Regions from separate parts of the Homo sapiens genome. Here region 1 is linked to region 2. The links are chromatin loops, found by intact Hi-C in ENCODE. Cell type or tissue: endothelial cell of umbilical vein. All regions are shown on one strand. Links, peaks and the distances in the headings refer to the core of each region. The heading gives the core; the rest is flanking DNA.

What was found. Peaks named below come from ENCODE experiments on the same cell type or tissue, not always from the same donor. Only the 100,000 strongest peaks of a DNase experiment are listed, where the experiment ranks them.
Region 1: it touches region 2 in a loop (4-fold over the local background); 6 of 110 quality-filtered maps call a loop at or near these places.

Annotation. Positions count from the first base shown.
Region 1 is chr1:245,882,317-245,895,004 of GRCh38, forward strand. The region is part of intron 8 of SMYD3 (SET and MYND domain containing 3); the gene reads right to left. Among named protein-coding and RNA genes, the nearest start is that of SMYD3-AS1, 220 kb to the right of the region's middle. In endothelial cell of umbilical vein, for the core only: no CTCF peak of the experiment used is centred there; a DNase peak (open chromatin) is centred at 6,685.
Region 2 is chr1:246,443,693-246,456,380 of GRCh38, forward strand. The region is part of intron 1 of SMYD3 (SET and MYND domain containing 3); the gene reads right to left. Among named protein-coding and RNA genes, the nearest start is that of SMYD3, 57 kb to the right of the region's middle. RefSeq lists an enhancer at 5,678-6,238. In endothelial cell of umbilical vein, for the core only: a CTCF peak has its summit at 7,276 (motif pointing left); a DNase peak (open chromatin) is centred at 7,239.

The sequences.
Region 1 (12,688 bases), core at 3,193-11,192, 560 kb before region 2:
ACCAACAGCAGCTGCTAAACCTTCTTCTGGTTTTCAACAAAAATCCCCCATATATCTTATGTATTCGCAGCTCCCTAAGTCATCAAACCTTCATCTCATCTGAAAAGAGAGCCTATCTGTGGCTTGAATCACTACAATGAGCCAAAAATCAATTTATAATTTTGGGTAATAGTTCTAAATCTATTTTCAATCATGTGGGGGTGAGGGGTGTTGAGAGGAAAAAGTGAATGAAGTTTGAGAAACTAGCAATGAAGTCTCTCAGTCAACAATTTAATGACTACAAAATAAATAAATAAATGCACTAGTGTACCCTTGGGTCCCAGTTCTTATTCAGTTACACATCTGTTCTGCAATAGAATGAGGGAGTTAATTACTTTTCTATGACATGTATGTATTTTGTGAGACACCACATTGCACCAGTTAATAATGATCTACCTTCTGTTGACACAAAACGTTTAAATTAATAAAAAAATCTAAATGATATATCACATAGCAAAGCATACTTCACTGAAAGGCTGGATGGCAGGAGTAGTAATTTTCCTGGGTAGAAATAATTGAGATGAGCTTATGGTAGCATGAAAAGCTCAATCAATAAAGAGACTTATATGGGCAAACTGTTTTCAAGAGTACACTCTTTTTAGAAAGGGTAGGCTGTGCTTCGCTAATAGCTAATGTAGCAGCACTGTGATTGTTAGAGAAAGAAACTGAGACTGATACCCAGTAATTGCCCATAATTGACAATATTAGCAATTTTCCATTTGAATCTGTCTGTTCAATCTTTAGGGTCAGAAAAGACAAATGTGAAAAGGGTAAAAACAATCCCTTGAAGCTCTATTAATACTAAAAAAAATCTTTGTGCTCTTCACTGAGTGTACCCTTGTAACTAGATACTAAACCAACTGCATTATGGAAACAGCCTATTTTTTCCAAACTGTATAAGCAATATTAAATGACCTTGGAAAAATCGAGATAATATGTAAAGTAGACTCCCAGCACAAAGACGGAAGACATACTCTAAATAAACTTGACAAGAGTGCCTTGTTCAAGTCTCAAAACCACCCAAGGAAAAGTCTGAAACCCACAACATCCCGTAATTATTTTGCTATTTTCCACTTATTTTGGGTTAAAAAACAAAAGTCTACCACTTTTCTTTCATTTTTAAATTCATTCTCACTTCTTTCTTAAAAACTAGGGGAAAAAAACCCCAAAACATCAGGACTGGAGTCAAGAAGTTTATTTCCTGTATAATAATTTCTTTCTTTTGGGGTCCCAACGCTAAAAGACTATTACTTCTTTCTGACCATTCAAGCCCCTGCTCTTCACTGTCCTTCATGGTTTAAAGCAGCCTTTACCCATGCTGGCCCACAGAGTATCATGAAAGGTCCATGGACCTGACACTGTAAGAATTTAGGTACAAATCTAGCGAGATGAATCCTTTTCTAATTCTTGCCTATTTTTGGCTTTTCAGGGAGCTTCATATACTAGGAACTTCTTCTAGGCTATTGAGTACATAGTAGGTATTTAGTAAATGCTGGTTGTCGTGGGAAGCAACAGATAAAGGTGAAAATGGCCAAAACCCAGAGTGGGTGATGTAAAAAAGAAAAATTGTCCAATTTTATAAAGTTTCATGATTTTTTTTCCTTTAGCGGTAGGATGTCTAATATTTCTATTTAATCTCAAATATTAAATTTATACAGGGATATCCAGGTCAGAGGATTCCAGAACTTGAGGATTAGGAAGCTTTTTAGCAATGCAGAGATCAGACAGATGAAAAAGACTGTTCTTAGAAGACCTGTACAAAACAAATGCCACCATATCTTCTTAAAAAAGCCCAAAAGGTCAGTACATCGAATCCAAATACCTATAGCTGAAGTCTATTTCTCCCAATCTTAGTGAGGACTGAAAACTATAGGTCTCCCTGACCATGATGCAGCATGGTTGTCTGGGGTAAATACCCGAGGTTCATTGTCTCATGCCAGGGTAATCGAGGATGCAGACACACAAAGTGATTTTGAGAACGGAGGTTTAATGGGCAAAAGAAAGAGAAAAGAGAATAAGCTCTCTCTTCTGCAGGGACAGAGAGGAACCGGAGTGGTCCTTCCGGTTTTGTGGTGAAATGCATGGGGGTTTTTATAGACAAGCTTGAGGAGGCAGTGTCTGATTTACATAGGGCCTGAGAGATTGGGTGGACCAGGTGTGATGTTTGCATAGCACCTGAAGAAGCTGGCCATCCCACCCTAATCTTTTATTATGCAGGTATCTATCTGGGAGGTAGCCATGTTGTCTGTTCCTTACTGTACACGTGATTGACAAAAGGGAAGATGGTGCCACTGAGAGGTAAAGCCAGCAGGACTTTCTGGGTTGAGTGGGGACTTGGAGAACTTTTCTGTCTAGCTAGAGGATTGTAAATGCACCAATCAGCACTCTGTAAAAACGCACCAATCAGCGCTCTGTGTCTAGCTAAAGGATTGTAAACGGACCAATCAGCACTCTGTAAAATGGCCCAATCAGCTCTCTGTAAAATGGCCCAATCAGCAGGATGTGGGCAGGGCCAAATAAGGGAATAAAAGCTAGCCACCTGAGCCAACAGCGGCAACCCACTCGGGTCCCCTTCCACGCTGTGGAAGCTTTGTTCTTTTGCTCTTCACAATAAATCTTGCTGCTGCTCACTCTTTGGGTCTGCACTACCTTTATGAGCTGTAACACTCAATGCGAAGGTCTGCGGCTTCACTCCTGAAGTCAGCGAGACCACACACCCACTGGGAAGAACAAACAACTCTGTACACGCCACCTTTAAGAGCTGTAACATTCACTGTGAAGGTCTGCGGCTTCACTCCTGAAGTCAGCAAGACCATGAACCCACCGGAAGGAAGAAACTCTGGACACATCTGAACATCTGAAGGAATAAACTCCAGACACACCATCTTTAAGAACTGTAACACTCACCATGAGGGTCTGCAGCTTCATTCTTGAAGTCAGTGAGACCAAGAACCCACCGGAAGGAACCAATTCCGGACACACCACCATGTTGAACATGCCTGGCCCCCAGGTAGCCTTTTCTTATTGGCACAGCTGCCAGCATTCACCCCTGCAAGCTTCCAGCTTGCTTGTCTATGTCTGTGACTCGATTTTACAGGCTGTTCTTTGTTAGAAAAGATGTGATTTGGGGACTGCTTTTCATTAAAGGGAAAACCTTACCGAGGACTTCCTTACCCTCACTATCTGCCCAACTAATTTCTTTTTAACTCCTATATCAACCAGATAAGGCCCCTCCTTTCTCCTGCAGGCTGAAGAGTTTGTATGCCCTTAGTCTTTCTTTAAAGTCTTACTTTTCTACAGTGTTTCTCTATTAGAGGTTCTCTCTGTCCCTTTTTAAGTTATGGGGCCACTATATAGTTATGGGGCAGCTGCATAAAAACGTTCATGGTCTTTTCTTGAGCTAAAAGACAATTACATAAAATTAAGGAGGTTAGTATCCACAATTTTTACAATGATTTTAACTGACCTTATTCATAACATGAAGTAGTTGTAAAAAGTAGATATTCATTTAATATGATGTCAAACTAAGGTAATTTTCCTCATCCTCTGAGGCTGCTTGTTACTCCCATTGGAGTACTCACCCATGTTGAACGCAACCTAATTGTTCAGAAATAATTAACATGTTTTTATTTCAGTTGTAGAAAACATAATTTATTAATTGGCTGCTACTTTATGTGTTCCATTTTAAAAGGCACAATAAATAAGAAATTAGCATAAGAAGGTATTGAAAAAATGCCAAGATTGACTAAATTCTGAGAAAAGCAAGATAATTCCAAATTAAGGATGAGTAAATTTATTACATAAAGGAGTTTAATGACAAATGTGGAGACAACTGTTTTATGGGCCTTTAGCTACAGCTTTCCAATTTTAATGTTATAGACAGGAAAACATTATCAACGCTTTCATAATTCCAGGATTCTAATTTACATATCAAAACAAGAGAAAGAGAAAGCCCACATCTCTCCTTACTTATTAGAGTTCTCGGGGTCTGAAAACGGCTTGTCAACAAAGGTTGAAAGAAGAGGAAGCAGAAGATATGCTGATGGCTGCAACTGAAGCAATACAATATCCTAATTACTGGGAAGTACAGCTAGTTTAGAGACCATCACACCCTCACCTCAGCAATTAATACCCAGTACAATTGGTAAATGTTCTAATCTTTAATAGAAGCACCCAGAAACAGCCTGTAAGCAGATGAGTATTTGAAACAAACCGTTTGCCATATCCCCGGGTATTAATCGAACCCAAAAGCATCTCATTCTTTGTGGGGGAGGAAGAAAGCTGCCATCATAGATATGCATAAGCAGCTCTCTACAAGCTCTTCTTCTGGGTGTAATGATGTGAAAACCATGCTAATTTCCTTGCCCGATATTTGAATTTTTTATTCTTCATGCAATCATTTCTGACTTCTTGGTTCTACACACACTCACGTTTTTCTGGCTATTGCGGGTCGAAAGGCCAACCTCACTGTTCTAACAATGACTTCCCATCCCTCCATGATGAAAATGCAAACCCTCTGCCCAGCATAGGCCATCCCTCACCACCCACTGCTGGCCTTACCAGCCTTTATCCTCCAGCAATACTAAACCATTAGCTGTTCCCTGATGCGCCATATTCTCTCAAGCCTCTGGGACATTTCACAGGGTGTGTCCCTGTCAGAAGCATGTGAACCAGAGCAACTCCATCTTGAATAGGGGCCTGGTAAAATGAGGCTAAGACCTACTGGGTGGCATTCCCAGATGGTTAAGGCATTCTAAGTCACAGGATGAGATAGGAAGTTACCACAAGTAACAGGTCATAAAGACCTTGCTGATAAAACAGGTTGCAGTAAAGGAGCTGGCCAAATCCTACCAAAACCGAGATGGCCATGAGAGTGACCTCTAGTCATCCTCACTGCTATACTCCCACCAGCACCATGACAGTTTACAAATGCCATGGCAACGTCAGGAAGTTACCCTATATGGTCTAAAAAGGGGAGGCATGAATAATCCACCCCTCGTTTAGCATATCATCAAGAAATAACCATAAAAATGGGTAACCCGCAGCCCTTGGGGCTGCTGTGTGTGGAGGAGTCATTCTTTATTCCTCCACCTTCTTAATAAACTTGCTTTCACTTTTTGGACTCGCCCTGAATTCTTTCTTGTGTGAGATCCAAGAACCTTCTCTTGGGGTCTGGATTGGGACCCCTTTTCCAGTAACATCCCCAGACTGAATCTCTTTGAAACCATCTCAATGAAAATTCCTATACAACCTGTACATCTCAGGTCAATGTCTCCTGTGAAGTCTTTCTAGACTGACCAGGGATTTTTTTTCTCTTTCATTGCCACTATACTTCAAACAGGCTTCCAGTAAAATCACTGCCACACCAAATTAAACTGTGTCTGGGTATCTATCTCCACATTAGAATGGAAGCCACCTACAGGAAGGGGACATCTTTCAATCTCAGGATTCCCATGGTTGGCCTATGATATATGTCTCACATCATGAAATACTTGAGGAAGAAAGAAAGGGACAAAAGGAGAGAAACAGGGAGGGAGGGAGAGATTCAAGCAGGTTTGCTGAAAGACTGGAGATGAAAATGGTAATTATGGGTGAGTAATAAGCAAAAAAAAGGAGACTTAAGTCTATTTAAGCCCTAAGCAATATAAGACGCCTTATTTCCAGAGAGTTAATGTTCAAGCTATAAACAGAAAAGACTTATTCCTAATTCTAGTCCTTGTTGGGGTGAGTCAGGGCTCCCTGGACTCTCCACAGCAGCTAATGCTTCAGTCTCTTCTTACATGATAGACCTGTCATGGAGTCTCACCCAAGTGGGTTGTAAAAGCACTGGCCAATGTCAGTCTAGGGTCTTAAATGGACACTTAAATATACTAAATTATTCAGTAGTAAAGCCAACCCAAAATATCTATTTTTCCTGTTTATATTTCTAGAATTCTACCATCTAAAGGGCTTGAGAAATTGGACAAAGATAGTATGTTAAGTATTTGAAAATGAATACATAAATGGAAGTGATCTCTCAAGAAAAATAATGTAAATAAATAAATAGGCCTAAAAGTTCCCTCTTGATGTTATTTTACCTTTATTTACCTTTTAACCTTGCTTCCACAACCAAGGGCAGTACCCACAGTGCTTTATCAAAAGAGCACTGCCCCAGAATTATGATACTTGTATTTTCTGGGCCGGATTGTCCAGCGTCACTCTATTTGTGAGTGACACAAGTCATTTCTCCTCTCTGCAAAATGCTGATATTGACCTAGATGCCTAATGTTTCTTCTAGCTATTCAAATTTAACTGACTTTCTGACAAACCACTTAGCTTGTGTGATATTCGATGGATCTAAGTACAAAGTATGCTCTCTCACGTCTACCTTTTAAGCTCTGAAGGTATGCAATCAATAACATGCAGAAAGAGCCCAATCTGAGTGTCATTTCAGCAGGTTTTAAAGACAGAGTGAAGAAATGCATGTGTTCTACATCAACCATGTCTACCTGAAGCCCAACAGCAACTTCTCAGAGCAGGGAAAGAGAAAGTGGAACCACATTTGGTCACCTACCATCCCTAATACACGGAGCTGCATTACATACTCCCTGTAGCTTACCAATGCCACCAATTCCCCAGCTTCATTCTTCCAAGGATGCAATGTCACTAGAGGGCGCAGTTAATGACTATATAAATAGTGAGCCCCAAGATAGTTATTGTGAAATTTAACCTCTTTCCATATCCCAACAGTGAGCTGTTAGTGGAACTTTGTGTGGCAGAGACCTATAGAACTCCAAAGTTAGGTAAGGTCAAACATGTCATGTTTTAAAGGCTTTGAGCATGTACTATGGACCAAAAGCATAAGCCTTCAAGTTCACTGTTGAGCCCGATTAACAGATAAGGGGAAAATGTACTTTTTGAGAAAAATAAATAGGTTATTTTTGCATGGCACCATGTTCTCTTAATTTCTATAGAGAGTGAGATAACAGAAGTGACTAGAATACCTTTTTCTCCTTCTAGGACATCCTTCCCATTGACACTGGAGGGGCCAACTACATGTTTTAATCAGAGCCCACAGCTGCCCACACCCACTGCAGAGTGAGCTACTCTCCACCAACCCTGCAGCCCTGAAGTTTCTGTGACCACTGAAGAGGTCTGTTTTCAGACTTAGGGTCAAAGTGTGGGTGACCTCCAACACCTACTGTAATGAAGGAATAAATGTCAATAGAAGCCTTGTCTGGTCTCTGTCCCAAGGCATTTTATTATTTGTTTCATTGTGAGATTCCAAATGTGGTCTTACTCAGAAAAGAACAATAATTCTTACATGGCAAATTCTGAAAGAGGCATCAATGCAATCCCTCTCAAAATACCAATGACATTCTTCACAGAAACAGAAAAACTAATCCCCAAATTTATATGGAACCACAAAAGGTCCAGAATAGCCAAAGCCATTCTGAGCAAAAAGAACAAAACTGAAGGAATCACATTACCTGACTTCAAATTATACTACAGAGCTATAGTAACCAAAACAGCATGGTACTGGCATAAAAACAGACACACAGACCAATGGAAAGAAATAGAGAATCCAGAATTAAATCCATACATCTGCAGTGAACTCATTTTTGACAAAGGTGCCAAGAACATACACTGGGGGAAGGATAGTCTTCAATAAATGGTGCCGGGAAAACTGGATGTGCAGAAGAATGAAACTAGATTTCTATCTCTCACTATATAAAACAATTAACCAAGATGGATTAACGACTTAAATTTAAGACCCTCAAACTACGAAACTACTAAAAGAAAACACTGGGGAAACTCTCCAGGACATTGGTGTGGGCAAAGATTTCTTGAGTAACATCCCAAAAGCACAGGCAACCAAAACAAAAATGGACAAATGGGATCACATCAAGTTAAAAGCTTCTACACAGCAAAGAAAACAATGAACAAAGTAAAGAGACAACCCACAGAATGGGTGAAAATATCTGCAAACTACCCATCTGACAAGGAATCAATAACTAGGATATATATAAGGACTTCAAACAACTGAATAAGGAAAAAAATCTAACAATCTAACAATCTGGGCAAAAGATCTAAATAAACATTTCTCAAAAGACGACATACAAATGGTGAACAGGTATAAGAACATCCCGCATCATCAAAGAAATGCAAATCAAAACTACAATGAGATATCATCTCACCACAGTTAAAATGGCTTTGATCCAAAAGATAGGGAGTAACATATGCTGACAAAGATGTGGAAAAAAAGGGAACCCTCGCACACTATTGTTGGGAATGTAAATTAGTACATCTACTATGGAAAACTGTATGAAGGGTCCTCGAAAAACTAAAATAGAACTACCATTGATCCAGCAATCTCACTGGTAGGTATATACGCAAATGAAAGGAAATCAGTATATCGAAGAGGTATCTGCACGCCCATGTTTATTGCACTACTATTCACAATAGCTAAGCTTTGGAAGCAACCTGAGTGTCTGTTGATAGATGAATAAAGAAAACATGGTACATATACACAATGGAGTACTAGTCAGCCATAAACAAGAATGAGATCCTATCACTTGCAACAGCAAGGATGGAATGGGAGGACATTGTGTTCAATTAAACTAGCCAGACACAGAAAGACCAACTTCACATGTTCTCACTAATTTGTAGGAGCTAAAAATTAAAAGAATTTAACTCATGGAGATAGAGAGTAGAATGATGGTTACCAGAGCCTGGGAAGGTAGTGGGCAAGGGAGGGAACGGGGGATGGTTAATGGGTACAAAAATATAATCAGATAGAATGAATAACATCTACTATTTGATACAACAGGGTGACCAGAGTCTACAATAATTTACTGTACATTTAAAAATTACTGAAGAAATATAATTGGAATATTTGTACCACAAAAGAAATGATAAATGCTTGAGGCAATGGATACCCCATTTATCCTAACATGATTATTACACATTGTATGACAGTATCAAAATATTTATCTCATGTACCCATAAATATACACGCCTACTCTGTAGCCATAAACATTCAAAATTTAAAAATACAAAAATAAATAATGTTTACAAAAGAGGATTGGTCTCTTGGGAAATAAACTGCAGAGACAGCCCAGGATGACATCCACTTTGTCCAGGAATCTGGGGGGAGGGGAGCAATGACCTGGATGTGACTCTGTGCAGTGCCACTCATGCTGTCTTCTTACTCAGCTGTACTTCCCTTCCTTCTGCTATGTACACCCCCTCAGTGACAGCAATGTCGGGAACTGTAGGGGTGAAGAGGACAGCACGAGTAGTGATGAAGGACAGTGATATGCCCCCTAAGTCTGGACAAAGGTCAGCTTACTTCTGGAAGGAGAGCCCAGGTTAGGAAGTGCAGGGGAGCAAGCCAGGAAGAATACAAGAATGAAAAACAAGCTGAGCTGAGCATGGTGGCTCACACCTGTAATCCCAACAGTTTGGGAGGCAGAGGCAGGAGGACTGCTTGATCCCAGAAGCTGAAGACTAGCCTGGGCAATACAGTGAGACTCCATCTCTACAAAAATATTTTTAAAAATTAGCAGGGCATGGTGGCACACGCCTGTAGCCCCAGCTACTGAGGAGGCTGACATGGGAGGATTGCCTGAGCCCAGGAGTGAGCCATGAACACACCACTGCACTTCAGCCTGGGCGAAAGAGTGACGCCCTGTCTCAAAACAGAAAAAAGAAAGAAAGAAAAACACCAACCACCCCAGCACAGTGACCACTGGAACCAAACCAAACAAGAGGCACTAGGCACAAAAAAAGGGGGAAGAAAGCAGAGACAACTAAAAATTGGAACAGGAGGAGTTAAAAAACTGTTAAGAAAATTATGTGAACAATTCAGAGACTCTGATCAGCAAATGATGGGAACTGAGGATGCTGTATTTCTTGGAACCTCCCAAATAGACTATTTCCCCAGATCATTCAATAATAATAATGGCTACCATTACCAAGCATCTACCATCTCCCAATCTATACATATATTATCTAATTATCTAATTGAACCCTTAAAGTAGCTTTGCCAGGTTTAGAGTATTCTCATTTTACAAAAGAGAAAATTAAGACCATCACAGGGAAGGTAACTTGCTGATGTCAAAGGGTTGGTCAACAGCAGAAACCAGAACCATCTATCTGCAAAGCACATGCTCTTTCCACCGTATCAAGCTGTCCTCTTATCCACCATTTGGATTTCATGTCTCTGGCCAGTTGCTGATGCTCCGGAACTAGAACCCAACTTCTGCTAAATCTAACTCTGTACTCTTTGTATAATATCCTGTGGCTTTAAATAAGATATTGACTCAGCAAATGGTACTAGAATCATTGGCTATCCATATACAAAAAAGAACATTATGCATACACATAAATTAACTGAAAATGGATCAAATTCCTAAATGTAAAACCTAAAACTATAAAATCTAATATGAAACACAGAAGAAATATCTTTCTCCTCTTGAATTAGGTAAAGATTTTCAGCTATGGCTTCAAAAGACTGATCCATGAAAGAAAAATACTGATAAACTAAACTATTTCAAAATTTAAAACTTCTGCTTTTCATTCTGTGAAGAGAATGAAAAGACCAGCTGCAAACTGAGGAAAAAAACATGTATAAAACATATGTCCAACAAAAGACCTGTGTACAGGATAAAGAACTCTCAAAACTCAGTAAGAAAACACCCAATTTTTAAAATAGGCAAAAGATTTGAACAGATATATCAACAATTAAGATGTACATGTGGCACACAAACACGTGAGAAAACACATTACAGTACTGCAAATTAAAACCACAATGCAATGTTACCACACTAAATGTATTAGGAGGATGAAAAACAAAAAGAAAATCTGACAAAAACAAGTGCTGGTGAGGATTTGGGGTAACTGGAACTCTGAGTCATTGCTGGTGGGAATTCAAAACAATAGGGGCTGCTTTGAAAAAAAGTGCAGCAATTTCTTATAAAGTTAAACATATATTTACCATAGAGCCCAGCAACCCCACTCCTAGGTATTTGTCCAAATAAAATGAAAACTTATATTTGCACAATAACCTGTATGTGAATGTTCACAGTGGCTTTGACAACCACCAAAACTAGAAAACAACTCAAATATCCTTCACTTAGAAAAACAAACTATGAAATAGCCATGTAATGGAATACTACTTGGCAATAAAAATGAACCAACTATTGAGGTTATATATTATAAATGTGTGTACAAATAACATGGCTAAGCAAAAGAAGCCAAATGAAATGGCTGGTTAATGTATATGATATTGTGGAAAAGGTAAAATGGTAGTGACAGAAAGAAGATTTGGGTTAGCAGGTGCTGGGAGTGGGGTATAGACATGGATACAACGCAGTACGAAGGAATTTGGGAGTGGTGGTGATAGAACGCTTCTCTATCTTGATGGTGGTGGTGGTGGTTGTGGTCACAGACTGCATTTATCCAAGTTTGTAGAACTGTACACTAAAAAGGGTGAATTTTACTGAATGCAAATTACACTCCAATTCTTTAAAAAGATAGGGAAGGTCTATCTGTTACTCTTATCACTATAGAAACAGCATAGTGAAGAGGTTAGGGCTATACTCTTGAAAGCTCCCGTTGCCTCATCTGTAAAACGGCAGTAAGAGTAACCCTAACTTTGATATGGTTGTAGAGAGAAATGAGATGAGGCATACAGAGAAGTCTGCAGAGTACCTCGTGAGAGGTGAAGCCAGCTGGACTTCCAGGGTGGAGTGGGGAATTGGAGAACTTTTCTGTCTTACAAGGGGATTGTAAAATGCACCAGCTGGTGCTCTGTAGCTAGCTAGACGTTTGTAAAATGCACCAATCAGTGCTCTGTAAAAACGCACCAATCAGCGCTCTGTAGCTAGCTAGAGGTTTGTAAAATGGACCAATCAGCACCCTGTAAAATGGACCAATCAGCACCCTGTAAAATGAACCTATCAGCACTCTGTAAAATGAACCTATCAGCACTCTGTAAAAGGAACCAATCAGCAGGACATGGGTGGGGACAAATAAGGGAATAAAACCTGGCCACCCCAACCAGCAGCGGAAACCCGCTCAGGTCCCCTTCCACGCCGTGGAAGCTTTTGTTTTTTCACTCTTCACAATACATCCTGCTGCTGCTTACTCTTTGGGTCCGTGCCATCTTTAAGAGCTCTAACACTCACCGCAAAGGTCCGCGGCTCCATTCTTCAAGTCATCAAGACCATGAACCCACCGGAAGGAACCAACTCTGGACACACTAGCACACAATAAGTGCCCCCATAAGCTTTAGCAGGTATTCTAATTTCCAGTAGTATCTGAGGAAGAATCACCTTATTGTACTAGACTTCCTGAACACTACTGCGTACCTGTGGACCATGTGTTGGGCTGGGGATGGTACTTGGTACACAAGAACACATACTCTGTATCACATTAGCTGCCATCCCTCAATCTATCCTCTGAGCTGGAGGCTTATGAAGCCCCAAAGATGGTAGAAAAGAATGTGTGTGCAAGAACTGGAAAGGTGAGACAGAATTCACGACACCACAAATTGTGGAGAGACCATCTTTTACCCGAGGTGGACATAACAGGGCCACGTGAAGGAGCCTGGTGAGCACAGCTGCCTGTCCTCTGGGGAGAAGGCAGAGAAGAAGTGCCACATCCT
Region 2 (12,688 bases), core at 2,426-10,425:
GCTCTTCTGACATTTTAGGTTGACATGTTAATTTAATGATGGCATGGATATAGTTTCCAGTATGGTATATACGTATCTTAAATATTATTGTTGCAACCCTGCAGCTGTAGATTTCACTCTTTTACTTAATGAAATATGTCCACCAAACAATCTAATTGTTAAGCCTGTTCTGTCAAATCAATAAATCAAATAAAACTTACTTTCTGTCAAAAAATTCATATTTCATTTCAAATAAAAGTGCTAATCTGCCTTCCCTATAAACCCTCCCTCACCACCCATCACCACCACAGACAGACAACAATCAACTTGATTCTAAAAGAAAGAAATAAGGTATGGAGTCCTGCCATGGGTTTGTTACCTGGAGGAAACATCTATGATTTTGACCAAAGCAGTCATCACTTTGCTATCTTCAAATTCACACCCAGAACCTAAGAATTTTTTTTTTTTTTTTGGAGACAGAGTCTCGTTCTGTCACCCAGGCTAGAGTGCAGGTGCTTGATCTCCGCTCACTGAAACCTCCGCCTCCCAGGTTCAAGCAATTTTCTGCCTCAGCCTCCCAAGTAGTTGGGATTACAGGCATGTGCCACCACGCCTGGCTAATTTTTGTATTTTTGGTAGAGACGGGGTTTCACCATGTTGGCCAGACTGGTCTCAAACTCCTGACCTTGTGATCCACCCGCCTCGGCCTCCCAAAGTGCTGGGATTACAGGCATGAGCCATCGCGCCCAGCCCCAGAACCTAAGAATTCTTAAATGGTCCCTTTAGTGGGTGAACCAGAGGATTTACACTCCCTGAAGCAATCAAATATTGTAAGATTTGTGCTGGGTCAGAAGCATGACTGACTGCCTTTGTCAAGTGGGAGGAAAGCAATTTGTGAATGGAGAGGTAGGAAGGAAGACTCACTCTGCCACAGGTGCTCTCAGGCAACCATATTAGAAATTATCAAATGCAGACATTGAGCATCTAAATACCATTAAAACTATTTTTGCATGCAAAATTCCTGAAAAGTCTCCATGAATCCCGAAGTGTATATATACACCCACTTTAAAGACAACTAATCTAAAAAACAGCTCCAGAGTGCTTAACTCAACATTGGAAGCCAGGCACACAAAACGCAAAAGCTGTCAGTCATAATGTTCTAAGAATAGAAGCAGAATAAAGATAACAAGGCAATGTGGTAAAAGCTTTAGGATACGCAAATTTGACATAGGGGTGCAGAGCTTGGATTCTGGAATCAGAAAGTCTGGGGTTTGGATTCCACCTGTACTACTTACTAGCCATGTGACTTTAAATAAATTTCTTTATCTCCTTGGGGCTTTGTTCCCTCCTCTTTAAGACAGGAGCACTATTGATGTTGATGATGGCAGTGATGATGTTTTAAGTATCTGTACTTCACTGAATTGTTGTGAGGATTAAATGAAATAACACAAGGCACTTAGCACAAAACGTAGCATGTAGTAAACATTCAATAAATGCTAACACAACATTAGGAGGGAGAGTTTTACTTAATAAAATATGTCCACCAAACAATCTAATTGCTAAGCCTGTCCTTACTGTCAAATTAATAAATCAAATAAAACCCTCTCCTGAGTGTAAATCACTGCCCATTTTTGCCAGCAGTTTAGACTATGAGTGAAAAGAAGGTTTTTAGGAACACCAAGCCAACTCAGGCAAAATGGAGACATATTTTCAACTACAGGCCTGTCCTATGTCCCTAAAATTGCCTTCCATGAATGTAACCCCAATCAGAGTATAGTTTAAGGTAGAACATAAGAATTTGTCCTTCTTACTATTGACCCAAGGGATAAACAGCACTAGTAAAATTCTGCTTTTTTATAGATACTCTCAAATCTGTATCTGAATTTCTAAATGCATTTAAGATGCCCGGGGTCTAAAAACATACAACACAGTTAACAACAAAGAAAACGAACTTAGGAGGGCTGAGTTAGAAAACCCCTACAGCTGTTAAGACAGTCTTTTGCAAACCAAGAGATTAGGAATTTAATTTGTACAAGTATGGAGGGGACTTCCAGCCACTTGTCTGAGAGAGCTTAGTACAGATAAGAAATTAATGTGCCTGAATGACTTAGACTTAATTCTTATAAACACTCTCACTTCTGAAATGGGACCGGAGCTTTGCCTTTGAGTGGACATCCAAAAAGGAAAAAAAAAACAAAAAAAAAACCTGGGAATAAGAGAATTAACTTAAAAACTCATAAAAAGCAAGGCATTACTGTACATCTGATAAGACTGAAAACCATATGAATGCATAACTAATGAATTTCCCACACACCAAGTTCATGCAAAATCACACAGTTAATTCCATTTCATACTTTTAAACCTTCACTAGAATTGGTTGTTTTTTTAATCTTTACTTTCCCATCTACTAAGGTAAGTCAGAAGACCCTGGATGTAAACATATCAATTGCCTCTAAAATAAAGACCAAGTATTGAAATAGTGAAGAGGATACTGCATTGTCTCCTAGTGCTTTTGAGGAAGCAGAGCCCAAAATCATGGCTCATTTTACTACTGGCCAAACTGTGAAGCAGAATATATCACTACATGTAGCAAATAACAAGTAAGCAGAGAATCAAAGACATCACAATGATATATCCATAAAAAAAGTATTATCATATTTGTCCTAAAGACAACTCTAGAAATAATTCTATTTATCTAGTAAGAAAAGGCATGACCATTTACTATATATAAAAACATAATCTTTCAAAGAATGTCAAAAATGAAACCACTATATTATCCAATAAATTCTGTGACCGGGGAGAGAAAACCTACTAATCTCTAATAAATGGAACCTCCACATCAGAGATATTAGAGGTGCTGTTTTTCTAAACCCATTTAATGTAGCTCTTTGAGCTTGCAACAGGATCTCCATGACAGGTTTCATTTCTAAAATTCAATTAAAACTTATCTACGATTTAAATAGGTACCATATGGGGATGAATTTTAGGAACCTATGTAACTTGAGGCATCTGATGACACTGTTAAAAGGAGTTGTCTATTACTGCAGGAACACGGTAATTTAGAAATGGCATCCTAGGCCGGGCGCTGTGGCTCACGCCTGTAATCCCAGCACTTTGGGAGGCTGAGGTGGGCAGATCACAAGGTCGGGAGATCGACACCATCCTGGCTAACATGATGAAACCCCGTCTCTACTAAAGATACAAAAAATTAGCCAGTCATGCTAGCACATGCCTGTAATCCCAGCTAGTCAGGAGGCTGAGGCAGGAGAATCGCTTGAACCCGGGAGGCGAAGGTTGCAGTGAGCCGAGATCGTGCCACTGCACTCCAGCCTCGGTGACAGAGCCAGACTCCGTCTCCAAAAAAAAAAAAAAAAAATGGCATCCTATCTAATTTAATCACACCATAACTTAGAGCAAGTTTTATATTTTAAACTATATAGCTTTCAAGTAGCAATCTCAAATCCTATAAATGAAGACTGCATTAAAATGTTAAATGTATTGTTATAACATTTCCTTCGGAAACCAGATTTAATTATAGGATCATCTATAATGTCTTGCCTTTATCAGAGGAATTGGGGAGGTAATTAAGTAAGTAGAGTGTATCACTTTACATTTCTGGTCCCAATAACTTTCGGAACACTGTGTAACAAAATGTGCTATGAGAAAAGAGTACTTGTAAAATTATTACCGTAATACAAATAATCAACTTCTTCAAGACAGAAAAATTCTTGGCTATAAAATTCAGAGGAAAATTCCAAACTTATGACAAGATGAAAATACTGAAATATATTTGACATTTGAAAACAAAATTTCCAGAAGTTTCTCTCACAAATACACGAGACAGAAACTGACTGATTCAGAGGCCACGCACCTGAAGTTGTCTCACCAGTCTTAAAAGATTATCTCAATACAAGAAATGATTGTCTTTCCAATATTTCTTTTTCAGTCTTATAGTCTACAGAAGTATCCACATAAGGAGAGCTAGCAGGACACACACACCATAAATCACAGTAGGCAGGTCAGCTCTATGCTTAGTCAGTTCTTCATTCTACACCTTCTCCCAGTTAGAAGCAGCCCCATCTCCTCTGGGGAATTAATTGCCATGTAATCATCACTTGGATTACTGAGCTCTACTGTTTCACTTCCAGCTTTTTAAGAGAATTGCTTTCCTCCCACTTTTTTCAAATAGAAGAGGTGAGGAGATCAAAATACAACAAGCACTAATATACCCTTCCCCAGATTCAACATTTGTTAACAACTTTCCACGTCTGCTTCCTCTCTACATATGTGTATCTGTACGTTCTTTTGCTCATCCATTTGAAAATAAGTTGCATACATTTTAACTCATCCCTAAGACCTTTGGCATATGATTCCTATTAAGAATAACATAATCAAATTAGCCAGGCGTGGTGGCGCATGCCTGTAATGCCAACTACTCGGGAGGCTGAGGCAGGAGAATTGCTTGAACCCGGAAGGCAGAGGCGGCATTGAGCCAAGATCGCGCCATTGCACTCCAGCTAGGGAAACAGAGCGAGACTCCGTCTCAAAAAAAAATAATAACATAATCTCTTACATGATCACAATACATGATGCTGAAGCCACTATTCTGGAGACCACGCTTTGAGAACCAACGCACAGAGACTAAGATAAAACTGCTGTTCAATAAATGCTCTTCTCCTCATCCTCTACTCTTCCCTTTCCAAAAGTCAACTGTCATTATCCTATGAAAACAGAACTTTGAATATGTTATACAATCAATTTGTTGGCAGGGAATACCCATCCCCAACATATCTACTGAGAGACTAAATAAACAAATGGTCAAAGGCCAGATCGTAGGTAACTACGACCCACGACCTGCAGCTACAAGCCCAGGCAACCAACCTATTATCTACAATAACCAGTCTAGGAAGTCAGACTGGTTACTGTCTAGCAACTAGCCCAGGAAGCCCAACAATGCCCTTAAGAATTTGTACAAAGCCACACTATCTGTGATCATGCCTGGGGAACACAGCAAGATCTCATCTCTTTTTTTTAAAAAAAAAAAAAAAAAAAAAAAAGGACAAAATGGCCAGGAAATGATTAGTAACTGTCAGCTTCCCTAATTTTTGCTCCTGCTTCCAATGTAGGACCAACCAGAGAAAGCCAAAAATGTACCCTTAACTAATCACACAGGTTGCTATGCTTTTAGTTGGCTCACCTACAGCTTCCCACAGGAACAGCCTACAAACAGGGCATACCTGAAACCTTCCCTTTTTTCCACTCTAAAGTTTACCCTGCTGGGCACAGTGGCTCACACTTGTAATCCCAACACTTTGGGAAGACAAGGCAGGAAGATCACTTGAGCCCAGGACTTCAAGATGAGCCTGGGAAACATAGTGAGACCCAGTGTCTACAAAAAATAAAAATAAATTAGCTGGACATGGTAGCACATGCCTGTAGTTCCAGCTACTCAGGGGGGACTGAGATGGGAGAGTCACTTGAGCCTGGGAGGTCGAGACTGCAATGAGCCATGATCACGCCCCTGCACTCCACGTGGTCAACAGAGCAAGAGCCTATCTCCAGAAAAAAAATAAAATAAACAAAAGTTTTCCCATTCCTCTGTCTTCCTTGAATCTCCACCAAATTGAATAGATGGTGGTGGATTCCCTTACTATATAAAGAAAGCTCTGAATAAGTAGCCTTTGATTGTACTCATTTGGGTAGACCTCATTTATTTCCACAACCAGAATAAAATCAATTAGTTATTTTTGTGATGTTTTTGCTCTTTAACTTAGAATTCCTTCTTCTGAGACAGTGTGATATGGGGCAGGAGGGACCTGCTTTGGAGCCAGGAAGACCTGGGTTTGGAAATCTGACTTCTCCAGCGATTACCTTATGCAAGTTCTATAATCTCTTTGAACGTGAGACCTGTGTTTGGAAATCTGACTTCTCCAGCGATTACCTGATGCAAGTTCTAGAATCTCTTTGAACGCCCATTTCCTCACTGATGTTCTCCATGAAGGGAACAATAAGCACCCACTGCTTAGGGCTGCCCTAAGAAGAGAAAATAAACACAAAAGGACACCGTGCCTGACACAGAGAAGTGTCAATGAAGTCAGGTGCTCTGACTGGGCTATGTTCTTCAGCTTTGAAACCTTTAATCCTGTGAGTATGAACCTGCTGACGTTAGGTGTGGAAAGGTTTTTTTTGTTTGTTTTTAAGTAATGTTATTGGGAGTATAGAGCCAAGTCCCTCACTTTAGAAACTAAAAGATGAGTGTTGCAGCTTCGGCATACCGTTTTGACTACTGTGACAGAAAATGACCCAAACTAGTTCATGTAAAATCTCATCAACAGGCCGGGCATGGTGGCTCACACCTATTATCCCAGCACTTTGGGAGGCCGAGGTGGGCAGATCACCTGAGGTCGGGAGTTCGAGACCAGCCTGACCAACATGGAGCAACCCCATCTCTGCTAAAAATACAAAATTAGCCGGGCGTGGCGGCACATGCCTGTAATCCCAGCTACTCAGGAGGCTGAGGCAGGAGAATGGCTTGAACGCCTCCGGGAGGCGGAGGTTGAGGTGAGCCGACATCGCACCATTGCACTCCAGCCTGGGCAACAAAAGCGAAACTCTATCTCAAAAAAAAAAAACTCATCAACAGAACTATAGGGACATCCCAGACTCCCAAAGACTGAGTTTCAACTGATAAATAACTCAATAAATCAGGCTGCTCTCTCAGGAAATGCTTGATTTGATCACCTCCGTTGTTCTTCTCTCAACCTGCTTCTTTTGCTTACTCAGCTGCACACGGCCCTGAAAAATGCCCACCCCAAGATGGCAGTGATCTATAATTTCATAAAGATTTGGGTTACACAGGTGTATGCATTTGTCGGAATTCATCGAATGGTATACTTAAGACATAGGCATTCCACTGCACTTAATGGATCTAGTCTCATTTCTGTCTCCCTCACTAAACTGTGACATCTCAAGGACAAAAAGGAATCATATTCGACACTGAATCCTCCACGCTGGCACAATGCCTAGCATGTAACTGAATCTCAGTAAATGCGTGATTATTAAACAAAGGAAGCAAACTGAAGAATTTGAGAAAGTCTACTTATTGGGATTTATTCTGAAAGATGTACTACAAGTTCACATTTTAATTAATGATTACATTCCAGTGAATTAATATAAACGTATTTAAATTTTAATCATTATGAAGTGAACTATATTTATAAGCAAACAATTAGTGACTTAATTAAGGTGCCAACTGTTCAGTGTACATGACTCTACCACCACCTAGTGTAAATAAATGCATATTACCACATTTGGAAATTCCCTAAAGACAAAGAATCTCCCAATGGTGGGTCACAAACTAACATACTTCAACCACAAACATTCAGCAGGTGCCTGCCGGTCCTGGAAATTATGCCAGGCTCCAGAAGGACAGACACAGCTCTTGTCTGTGTTGATCACTGCTGTCTCCTCAGGGTTTAGGAGAATGGCAAAGCACTTTGCTGGCCTTCAATAAATATCTGTTAGCTGACTGACAAGATTCTGGGATTAAAAGGTGACTAAGTTATCTTCGGGAAAGACATTCAGCCATTCAAAACCAACAGCATTTTATAAACAATGAAATATTATTCTGCACTAAAAATAAATGAGCTATCAAGCTCTGAAAAGACACGGAGGAAACTTAAGTGAATATTACTAAGCGAAAGAAGCCAATGTGAAAAGGCTACACACTATACGATTCCAACTGTATGACATTTAGGAAAAGGCAAAACTATAGAGACAGTAAAAGGATCAGTGATGACCAGGAGCTGGGGAGGGAAGGGATGAATATGTAGGGCACAGGGGATTCAGGGGGCAGGGAAATTACTCTATGATATGATGATGGTGGATACATGTCATTACACATATGTCAAAACCCATAGGATTTACAACACCAAGGGTGAACGCTAATGTAAACTATTCACTTTGGGTGATAATGTCATGAGTAGAAGGTGATCGGTTGCAACAAACGTGCCATTCTGGCGGGGGGTGTCCATTGTAGGGGAGGCTGTGCATGTGTAGAGGAAGAGGGTCTATGCGAACTCTCTGTGCTACGCACTCAATTTTGCTATGTAGTTAAAACTACTCTAAAAAGTAGTTTTTTTTAGTCAATAAAATTTTTTTACTTTAACTTTAGATATCAAATAAGCAAAACCCAAATCTAACAAGTACATCAAAAATATACTGTTTTTTTAAATGCCTACATAAATGCTCAATAAATGTTATTTCCTCACCTCCGTAGCACAACCGCAACTGCTTACCCCAAGTAGCTGACATGAAGTGGCTGTAAAGAAGCCACTGTTTCTTCATCTGTGAAATTAAGACAGCAGGACTAAATCTCTCACTTCCTATTCTAATTTAACATTCTTTTAAATTTTAAAAGAATAGATCACTAAACCTAAACTTTTCTAAAATATAGAAAAAGGAAGGAAACTGTCAAATACTTACAGCATCACACAGTGACACCAAAACCTGACAACGAACACATTAAAAATTACTGTCAAATCTCACTTGCGGGCCAGGGGCGGTGGCTCACACCTGTAATTCTAGCACTTTGGGAGGCCAAGATGGGTGGATGACTTGAGGCTAGGAGTTCGAGACCAGCTTGGCCAACATGGCAGAACCTTGTCTCTCCTAAAAATACAAAAATTATGGGTGGTGTTGTGCACCTGTACTACCAGCTACTGGGGAGGCTGAGGCACGAGAATCGTTTGAACTCGTTTGGGAGGTGGAAGTTGCAGTGGACAGAGTTCGCACCTCCAGCCTGGGCCACAAACCAAGACTCCGTTTCAAAAAAGAAACGGAAAAAAAAGACTCATTTATAAATATTGGTGCAAAAACTTTAAAAGTAATAGCAATGAGAACTCATAAATGCACTAAATGAAGGATAGGCTATAGGCACAACTGTTTACTCCAGTGATTCCAGGAGAGTTCACTATTAGGAACTCTACTCATACAAGCAACCATATAAGTAGGTCAAAAAAGAAAAGTTATATGACCATCTAAGTAGATGCCAAATAGACATGATGAAATTTTTAAACCGTTCCTGATTTTAACGCTTAGCAAAATAGCAATAGATGACTATTTCCTTAACATAATGGAAAAATACATTTCATATCAGTCTATAACTTTCTAATGTTTTACTGGAAACATTACTGAAACACTAAAACAATGACACACACAAGCATTTCTGTTGAAGTCTGGGAGGAATAAAGAAAGCCCACCATTGGGCTTCTAGATTAATATTCATCTAGAAGTACCATACTAGCCAATGCAAGGGAAAAAAAATCTTATGTGAGTTTTATTTATTTACCACACATTTTTACAGTGCTTACTATATGTCAGATACTGTTCTGAACACTTTACAAATACTAAATCATTTAATTCATATAATCGTCATAATAATAAGGCAGTACTATTATTATCTCATTTTACAGAGGGAGAGAGCAAGGCACAGAGAACATAAGTAGCTTGCGCAAAGTCACATAGCTAGCAAGTTAGTAGAAACAGGCTTAACACACAAGCAGTCATAGTTCCAGAGCCGGTGCTTCTCACCACTATGCTATATGAAACACGATATCGGACTGAAGGAGGCGGAAGTATCCATATATGCAGATGATATGACACATTTGCAAAATTCAAGGGAGAAAAAAGTTGAAACATTGTTATAAGTGAGAATTTAGTACAGTGGTGGATTACAAAATCACATAAAACTACGATGCTTCTATATGTAAACAATAAAAACTTAGAAAATATACTATAAAAAGATGCTATTTACACTACTGACAAAAAAGGTAAAATAACTAGAAATAAAAATAAGTAGATAGTTCCTATTTGAATAAAAAATTACAACCCTGCTGGTTTATCAGTGAACATAAACTCCAAATTTACCAAAAGCGAGGTATTCAAAAGGTATGAACTGACTTAAAATGCTCCTCAGGCACCTAAGTAAAAGCCACAGGGTTGAAAGCAAACCAGCCTTAAAAAGGCCCACCGTTTCGCCACCTACCTGGATCAGGTGTATGCAATACACTTGAGCTTTGTCAGCTAACCCAATTATGCCCAATCTTTTAGGCCAACCCTTAACAAATTTAATACCTTCTATTACCAGCCCAAGAGCACGGTCATGATACAGAAACACTTTTCTGCAAACTGTTAGTAAATCTCTACTACACCTTACAACAGTCCACATTTTAACTACTAATAAAGCACTGAAGTTGGGTGAGGATCTGATGGAACAAGTGGATCTTCTAGTCGGCTCCTATTCCACTTTAAGGCCTAAGGTTGGCAGTTAATGCCCAGTCAAATCAGATTAGGTAATACGTGAAGAAATTGTTCACAATGCAAAAAAGAGAAATCCTGAATAAACATTCAGAGAAGTGTCCCCTAAAAAGTAAGGATCATTCAACTATGAAATGAGTTAACATGGGAAACCAAGATTCTCTGTAGGAAATAGTTTAATGGGATAGGTGTGCATCCATAAAGAAACTGCTATGCATTGAGGTGGGGAAAAATGCTTTAACCGTCACCATTAGCACCATAATCAGTCAGTCAGTCAAGCAACCAGGCAACCATTACTTATGGAGTTGCTACTATGGGCACAACTCTGCAGCAGTCAAAATAAAATGTGAGGTATGATTCCATCAAGAGAAATATTTATTATATGCTTGGAGAAACAAACATGAAGAGAATACAAAGCAATACATGAAAAGAAATACATAAGGCAAACTAATAATGGGAGAATTTCTCTCTGAGTTCCCATATATATTACAGGAATAAAAATCTAAGGAGCAATCAATCAGAATAGAATTTTATTTCTTCCAACTTTTAGAAGCTGAAAAGATTTGGAGGACTATAAAATGTACACAGGCAAATAATCCACGGCAGTAGTAATAACTGATGAGGGATTATTAAAAACACACTAAAGCCTCAAACGTCAGCAATGTTTATCATCCTATTTCATTAAAACATATTCACTAATTAATTTCAGTAACCAGAGTTAATTTAACAAGTCACTGTGCTAGGCTTTTACTGAATGAGTCAAAAGGAAACACATAAAAATACTCAAAGATTTCTTATATAAAGCAACAGGACTGGATGCAAGCTCTAAGGGCAGCTGTTTAACAATGAAAAAACTGGGACTGAAATCAAGTTTGTGACTGAAAATAGGCACATTGAGCTCTGTAGTCACCTCTATTTATAGTACTGTAATAAAAGCCACATATTGGGTTAAATCAATGTCCTCCCATCCCTTAGATAACCCACTCTACAATACAACAAATTTATAACTGAAGATGTAGGGTGATAATTCACATTAATTCAGCAAATATTTACTGAGTTATGATGCTGTGCTCAGTGCCTGAAATGCTAAATTTAATAAGACATAGACCCAGCATTTTTTGTTTGTTTTTTTAAATAAAGACACAGTCAAGTCCAAGTCCCTGATCTGAAAGAGCTCATGTTATAGAGAATTTCTCACTTTGTAGGGAGAGAAAAAGTATTCCTTTAAAAATAAAGTTCCTTGAAACAGTCCTGTTTTCCAATCATTAACTACCTAACCAGGAAGATAGAGAATTGGAAAACCACCACATTTGCTTATAAGAACTGAATGGAATATGAATTGGAAATAAAAATGAAATATCTCTAAAACCGTCATGCTATACTGGATTGAATGTACATCAAGAAATTGTATTTCCAGTCCTACATTGAGAAATTTTATTTACACAAAATCTATTACACAAAGCAAGATATAACCAGCTAATATTTCATTGAGCTATTACCAAATGTTAAGAGGTTTCCTAGAAAGAAATGAGTTCTATTAAAAGCTTTAGGGACACTGAGCCTCCAAATGCTATAGAAAAGCCAGATACTATAGAAAAGCCAGATACTGCCTTGAGGCAAAAATGCTAGAAAGTGATAGAATGCGTTCTTTACAATTTGCAGCTAGGTTATTACCCATGATAAATTGATAACCATTCATTAACTTTGAGAGCAATAGACAACTGGCAGGCTATTTCATGCCTCAAAGAATTTATGGCAAAAATGACAGGTGACTTTGAATTCTGAAAAGGATTCTTGGAAATTATTACTTTCATGCATTCCTTTAAATAAACTTGGAGGCAGATATAGGTATTTGCTGCTGATATGAATTAAAGGTCATGATTTTCTACATCAATGATAAAAGAATTAATGTTTATCGGTTGCATCAGTCTGTCAATCAACAACAGATACGTGAATCAGGCACTTAAAGTATATCCTGATAGCTGATATCCACTCTGAGTCATAGCAGGGAAAAACTATGCAAAAATACATCAATAACCTATATTAAAACAGTACAATTAAGAGTAGGAATTATGTTTGCAGGTTCTTTGCTGGCCACCTCCTTGGTACCTACCACAATGTTGGTAATCCCAAAGGAATTTGTCTCTGGCCCAATTTTCTTCTCATTCTCCCTGTTTCTAAGCTGATATATATCTAAGCCTTCAGCTATCACCTATCTCTACCTTCTCCAGGAATATCTCTCTCTTGAGTTGCTCCGATTGTCAACCCTGGCTTCACATTAGCATTACCTCAGTCGATTTTAAGACATACCAAACTGTGTCCCTGTGTCATATAAATTAAATCAGTATCTCTACGAATAGGACCAAGGCATGAATTTGTTGTTTAGTTTCCC